Regions from separate parts of the Homo sapiens genome. Here region 2 is linked to region 1. Evidence: chromatin contacts called from ENCODE Hi-C or POLR2A ChIA-PET data. All regions are on one chromosome and are shown on one strand. The core of a region is the stretch at or near the end of the contact, and the rest is flanking DNA. Distances in the headings are between cores, read along the strand shown. Region 1 has its middle 49 kb from the start of PPARGC1B. Region 2 overlaps ARHGEF37 (Rho guanine nucleotide exchange factor 37).

Region 1 (3,028 bases), core at 294-2,793:
TAATATACTGATTATGATAACTTGCAGAGAAAATCAACTTATACATAATGGATTTTTATGTCCCTAAATTACTGAAATTATTTTTCACCTAAAAAGAGATTGCACATAGTTTAATTTTCCCTTAAATTTTCATTCACCGCACCCCATCTCTTCCAAATGCAACAGAATCTTTTTCCCCAAGGTGTCAATATTAGAGGGAATCATAATTTCTACTCTGGAACCCTTCCCTCTTCCTTGGAATTTGCTTCCCATGACTGCACACACTCAGGCCCCTCTTCTCTCTCGTAAATTCAGCTCCCAGCTGAAGAAACCAAAATACCAGGACGCAAGGACAGGGATGGTCTGTTCTGAGGATCTTCAGGGAATGAGCTATACCCATCTTCCTGTCAAAGGCATTTCCCAATTATTCTCCTGAAAGACCAAGGCAGTCTCCCTTCTGGGAAGAAGGGGAGAGGGTGTGGATACACATGCCTCACCCCCTGCCGCCTGTTAACATGTAGCTGAATTCTAGAGTCGTAACTTGATGTCCTGCAGTGTTAATTCCCATTTTACTGATGAGGAAAGGGTAGGTGGCTGTAGGGTGACATTGTATAGGCCATTTCTTCAACAGGATTTTGCTCGGTTCTGTTTTGAGCACCTGCGGTGGACCAGGCCCTGCTTTAGGTGCTGTCCACACAATGATGAGCAAGACAGTTCTACATCTCCCTGGAGCCTGAATATCTTTATCGGTATAGTGGGGACAAAAATCCCACAACAATGACTTGGCCCTTCTCAAGGTGTTGTGTGGAGATCAGCTGAGCTAATGGAGGAGAAAGTGCTTTGTAACATATTAAGGCATGATACCAACATGAAGAATGATCAGGTATAGAGTGAAAGTAGATGTTAAAAAAGAAGGCTTGTTTTTCTGCACTCTTTATTAAATGATAACAATAACAACCACTCATTGTGCACCTACTGTTTGCCAGCCATTTTATGCACATTCTTCCAAGACCTCACAGCAACCCCCAAGAGAGCTGTATGATCTCTTGCAGGGGCCAGGGCAGCTTGCCCTAGGTCACGCGGCTCGTGTGTCTTGGAGCCAGGATTTCAGCCAGCACGACCTGCCCATTTCCCTTTTGGCAGACTCTCATGTAGGCTGTGGGGCAGGGCCTAGGTATCCTGGAGAGAAGGACCAAGGAAAGGCTGAAGGTAGAATGGAAGAGGAAGGAAGAATAAATGCATCTCCTTCAGGATCACAGAGGCAAAGATGAGCCCTGGGGGTGCCAGGGAACTTCTCAGGAAACAGGCAGTCAGGGACAATGACTTAAGGGTTTGGTAAGAGTTTCTAAACCTTTGTAACTTCCTCTTATTGGTTCTTCCATTATTCAGGCCTTCTGCCTATGGGAAGAAGCAATGAAACACAGCCTCTGTCTACCCATATGTATTAAGTGCCTACTATAGTGCCAGGCAGGCAAAAGGAGATGGGCTGGGGAGATGTCTTTTCAGAGGCAGGAGGAAGGGAAGTGTTGAGGAGTCCTGTGATGCACCCACTGTGGCTGAGAATGAGAACTCCAGAGGACTGAGAGCATGGGGGTGGCTCAAAAGAGGAACGGAAAGCCCATGAGTCTCTAGGGCCTTCAGAGAAGAAGAAAAGGGGAACAGGGAGGCATAAGCCCAACCTGGTCCTGAGCTGGGTGGGCCAAGAAGGGCGAGGACTTGGCCCTGACCCTGCCACAGGCTGTCACAGGGTTGAAATTGGGCTTGGGCTGGGCTATGTCCTCCTTGGCCCTCCAAGCCCTGAAGTTCCTCTTCCTCCTCCCTCCTCCCTCCCCTGCTCCACAAGCACCCACTCTTGCATTCTTGGGGAATCAAAGGCTAAAAATAAACAGTTGCCACCAGACTCTGGGCCCAGGGGGGAATGGGTTCCACAGGAGTCCTGTGGACAGTGGGTTGAGGCTGGGGCGAGGGGACGGAAGGTGGGGGGACAGCTAAAGGTCTTAGGACTCCCCCAAGTGGTGATGCAAATAGTCCCCCCACCCCCCACCCTGGCTCTGGAAGAGCCAAGCCTTCTAGCCTTCAACTCCATGACCTTCTACAGCTAGGGCTATTTGGATCCTGGGCAATGTCACTGTGCCTGCTGGAGAGATAGAGCATGTGGCAAAAAATAGCTTCACCTCCTTGCAGTATTCCTACCCATAACTGGACTCAGAGAGTCTTTATCAGTCCAAAGGCATTCTCCCAGTGGAGCAAAGGTGCTTTTCTGGGAAGGCAGAACCCGTGACTCCTCAGCCCAGAGAATACTTAGTGGGGTTCTCCTTACCGAGAGCATCGCTGGAATCCTTTGGAAGAGAGTCCAGTTTTTGGGGTGGAAGGCGGGGTGGGGAGTGGGAGCCGATGTCAACTAGCAGCACACATCTGTCATCTAAGAAATCTTCTTGGGTCTTAGCTGTCCTCCACTCTTCTGTCTGTGTCACTAACAAACACAAGTCCACTTCCAAAACTTACTTGATGGATTCATGGAATGTTCCAATCGAGTAATTGCCCAGACTTTTGTCTCTAGGAATCCAGGGGCTGGGAGACCCTCCCTGGCTCTGTGTTAACTCCATATTTAGCCATAAAGAGACTGCACCTCCAGGGTCAAGGACCCTGGTGCCTCTGAAAATATTAATAAGAACAATAATAACAACACTAGCTACCATGCATGGAGCACTGCTGATGTACCAGGCATTGTGGTCATGACTTTATGTGGATTATCTCCCTTAATCCTCACAACAACGCATGTTATAGTTTCATACCCATTTTACAGGTGGGAAAAATGAGACCTGGGGAGATTAAGTTGCTGCCATTTGCACACACATAGTCAGTGATGGAGCCCAGATGAGATGGTTTATAACAGTCTGACTCCAGATCCCATACTCTGAGCCTCTACGGAAAATGTTCTGTTTCAGATGAAGGACCCACCAGGGAACAGGAAAGAAAGGCTCAAGGCCAGTGGCAAGAGTCCCCAGAACATTTCCCTGGAGAACTTTCACTGTGCCCTGTCCACTGC
Region 2 (3,028 bases), core at 312-2,811, 74 kb before region 1:
TAATCCCAGCACTTTGGGAGGCTGAGGCAGATAGATCACCTGAGGTCAGGAGTTCGAGACCAGCTTGGCCAACATAGTGAAACCCCACCTCTACTAAAAATACAAAAATTAGTCGGGCGTGTTGGTGGGTGCCTGTAATCTCAGCTACTTGGGAGGCTGTGGCAGGAGAATTGCTTGAACCCAGGAGGTGGAGGTGGCAGTGAGCCGAGATTGTGCCACTGCACTGCAGCCTGGGCAACAGAGCAAGACTGCATCTCAAAAAAAAAAAAAAAGAAAAGAAAAAAAGAAATATAACGTTAGCTGCAAATTTTTTAAATTTTCAAGTAGCTACATTAAGAAAATTAAAGAAGCAACTGGAATTAATTTTAATGATATCTTTTATTTAACTCAATAGATCCAAAATAATATTTTAACATGTAATCAGTATAAACATTCATCATTCATTACTTTTGTTTTGTATGAAGTCTTTGAAATCCAGTATCTTTTACACTGACAGCACATCGCATTTGGGGTTCATCATATTTCAAGTGCCCAATAGCCACGTGTGGCTGGTGACTACTGTATTTGAGCATTGAAGGTCTAGGTTACCGCAGGAGCTTTGGAATCTGACTAACAAGTCCCTGCCACCCACAAGCTCTTTCCTTTCTGAGTCCCAGTTACTGCCACCTTAAAATGATCATGAAAATAGTATCCATCTCTGTGCCAACAATGATGCCAAGTACTTAACCTGAAGGAGCTCTTTGAGTTCTCATAACATCGTTACTTGTTGATTATTATTAATAACCTCCATTTTACCAAAAACGTCTCTGAGGCTCAGAGAGGCTAAGTAACATTCCCAAGGTCACACAGCTTGACCAGGCAGAGTTAGTATTTGAACCCAGCTCTTCTAGAGCCCTAGGTCTTGACCATGCTGCCTCCCTTTCTCTCCTTTCCAACTAATCCCAGCTAGAGATGAGTATCCCCTTTTATGCTAGGAATAAATTGTTTGCTAATCTGTGACTGGAGAAGGACAAGCAGGGAGGAAACAAGCCTTTCCTTTGGTGTAATTGCCATTCTTGCCTCTTTGGACCACTCTGTTCTGTGGGAGTTCACTTTCCTCCATCCTTTAGTTACTGAAACACCCTTGCCTCTGGCCACACTGGTATGACACAGTTTCCTTGGCATGTCTGTCTCATTTCTGAGGACACACCCATGTTGAGGAGACTGTGGGAACCGGCCTAGGTTTCACGGCCACACCCAAGCTATCTCTTAGCCAGGCCGTCTCTGCAGTTGGCTGATCTCTCTCTCACACAGCTTCTTCCTGGCTGCAGTTTCGGGTGGTCATGTTCTGTCTGGCTCTAGGGGCTTCTCCTGGGAGTTCTTGCTAGGCATCAGCTGAACCAACACCGGGAAAGGGTAGGCCCTGGGACTGCGATCTCCCCATGGGGATCTTTGCTGAGAACTGGACCATGCACCTCTGGCCACCAGCTGATGTGTCCCAACACAGACCTTGTCTGGGTCACAGGTCTAGCCCATGGCTTTGGCAGGCAGTAGGGTCAGCTGGGCTTCCTGTGGTCCCTGGTTCCCCACCTGCCTTCTTGTGGTTAATATATTTTTCTTCACCCTCACCACTTCCTCTCAAGTCCGTCCACCCTCTGTAGGTAACTAATCTCATTAGTTTCTGATTTGAAAGTATGGAACGCTTCGCAAATTTGCATGTCATTTTTGCAGAGGCGCCATGCTAATCTCTATATTGTTCCAACTTTAGCGTATATGATGCTAAAATTGAGCACCAGTGTGATCCTTTTAAGCAGAAATCAGATCATGTCACCGTTGCTCAAAGGCCTCCAGTTGCTTCCTGCAACCATCAGAATAAAACCTGAATCCCTTACTGCACTCCACTTACTTTAAGACCCTACATGATCTGGCTTCTGTTTCCTGCTTATTTCCTCTACTTTATTTTTATTTTTTAATTAATTGATTTTTTGAGACAGTCTTGCTCTGTCGCCCAGGCTGGAGTGCAGTGGTGCAATCTCAGCTCACTGCTACCTCTGCCTCCAGGGTTCAAGCAGTTCTCCTGCCTCAGCCTCCTGAGGCACCTGCCACCACTCCTGGCTAATTTTTGTATTTTTTTAGTAGAGACGGGGTTTCGCTATGTTGGCCAGGCTGGTCTCAAACTCCTGGCCTCAAGTGATCCACCCGCCTTGGCCTCCCAGAATGCTGGGATTTCAGGCATGAGCCATAGCACCCAACCTGTTTTATTTTTTGACACCATCCACCTGGAGATTTATTTCCTCTACTTTATGCCCTTGTTCACCTACTCCAGCCACACTTGCCTTCTTGCTGTTGCCCTTGTGGCCAGCACTGTCCTGCCTCAGGGCCTCTGCAGGTGTCCTTCCCTAATACTTGGTGCTGCTCTTCCCTTGCTTGTTCCCAGGACTAGTTACCTCTGCCTCTCTGGTAGACATTCACATCTTGCGAAAGGCCTTCCCCAAGTACATCCCCCACCATTTTCTAACTCTTTATTTGGCTCCGTTTTAATTCATGGCACTTATCATATGTGTATTGTCTCACGCATCCATGTGAAGAGACCACCAAACAGGATTTGTGTGAGCAACAAGGCTCTTTATTTCACCTGGGTGCAGGCGGGCTGAGTCCGAAAAAGGAGTCAGCAAAGGGTGGTGGGATTATCATTGGTTCTTACAGGTTTTGGGATAGGCGGTGGAGTTAAGAGCAATGTTTTGGGGGCAGGGGGTGGATCTCACAAAGTACATTCTCAACGGTGGGGAGAATTATAAAGAAACTTCTTTTTTTTTTTTTTTTTTTTTTTTTGAGATGGAGTCTTGCTCTGTCACCCAGGCTGGAGTGAGTGCAGTGGCACGATCTCAGCTTACTGCAAGCTCCGCCTCCTGGGTTCACGCCATTCTCCTGCCTCAGCCTCCCGAGTAGCTGGGACTACAGGTGCCCGCCACCATGCCTGGCAAATTTTTTTTGTATTTTTAGTAGAGACGGGATTTCATTGTGTTAGCCAGGATGGTCTCAATCTCCT

What was found. A loop is a pair of places that touch in the nucleus more often than their neighbours do. ChIA-PET counts read pairs that join two places held with the same protein, here RNA polymerase II (POLR2A). Pooled maps may share reads with other maps.
Region 2: a loop to region 1 is called in a pooled map, with 5 times the contacts of the local background. The contact joins two enhancer-like sites. A Hi-C loop is called at or near these places in 3 of 37 single-sample maps with no recorded cell type and 3 of 50 pooled maps. POLR2A ChIA-PET finds 5 or more read pairs at or near these places in 1 of 52 experiments (naive thymus-derived CD8-positive, alpha-beta T cell).

Annotation. Positions count from the first base shown.
Region 1 is chr5:149,679,313-149,682,340 of GRCh38, forward strand. No RefSeq gene overlaps it. Among named protein-coding and RNA genes, the nearest start is that of PPARGC1B, 49 kb to the right of the region's middle. RefSeq lists enhancers at 1,042-1,361, 1,452-1,501. Within about 2 kb of position 1,544, at least 10 of the 41 ENCODE cell types and tissues checked have a DNase peak (open chromatin) inside an H3K27ac peak, as active enhancers do.
Region 2 is chr5:149,604,970-149,607,997 of GRCh38, forward strand. The region is part of intron 3 of ARHGEF37 (Rho guanine nucleotide exchange factor 37); the gene reads left to right. It also overlaps the pseudogene RNU6-588P. Among named protein-coding and RNA genes, the nearest start is that of ARHGEF37, 25 kb to the left of the region's middle. RefSeq lists an enhancer at 1,285-1,424. Within about 2 kb of position 1,562, at least 13 of the 41 ENCODE cell types and tissues checked have a DNase peak (open chromatin) inside an H3K27ac peak, as active enhancers do.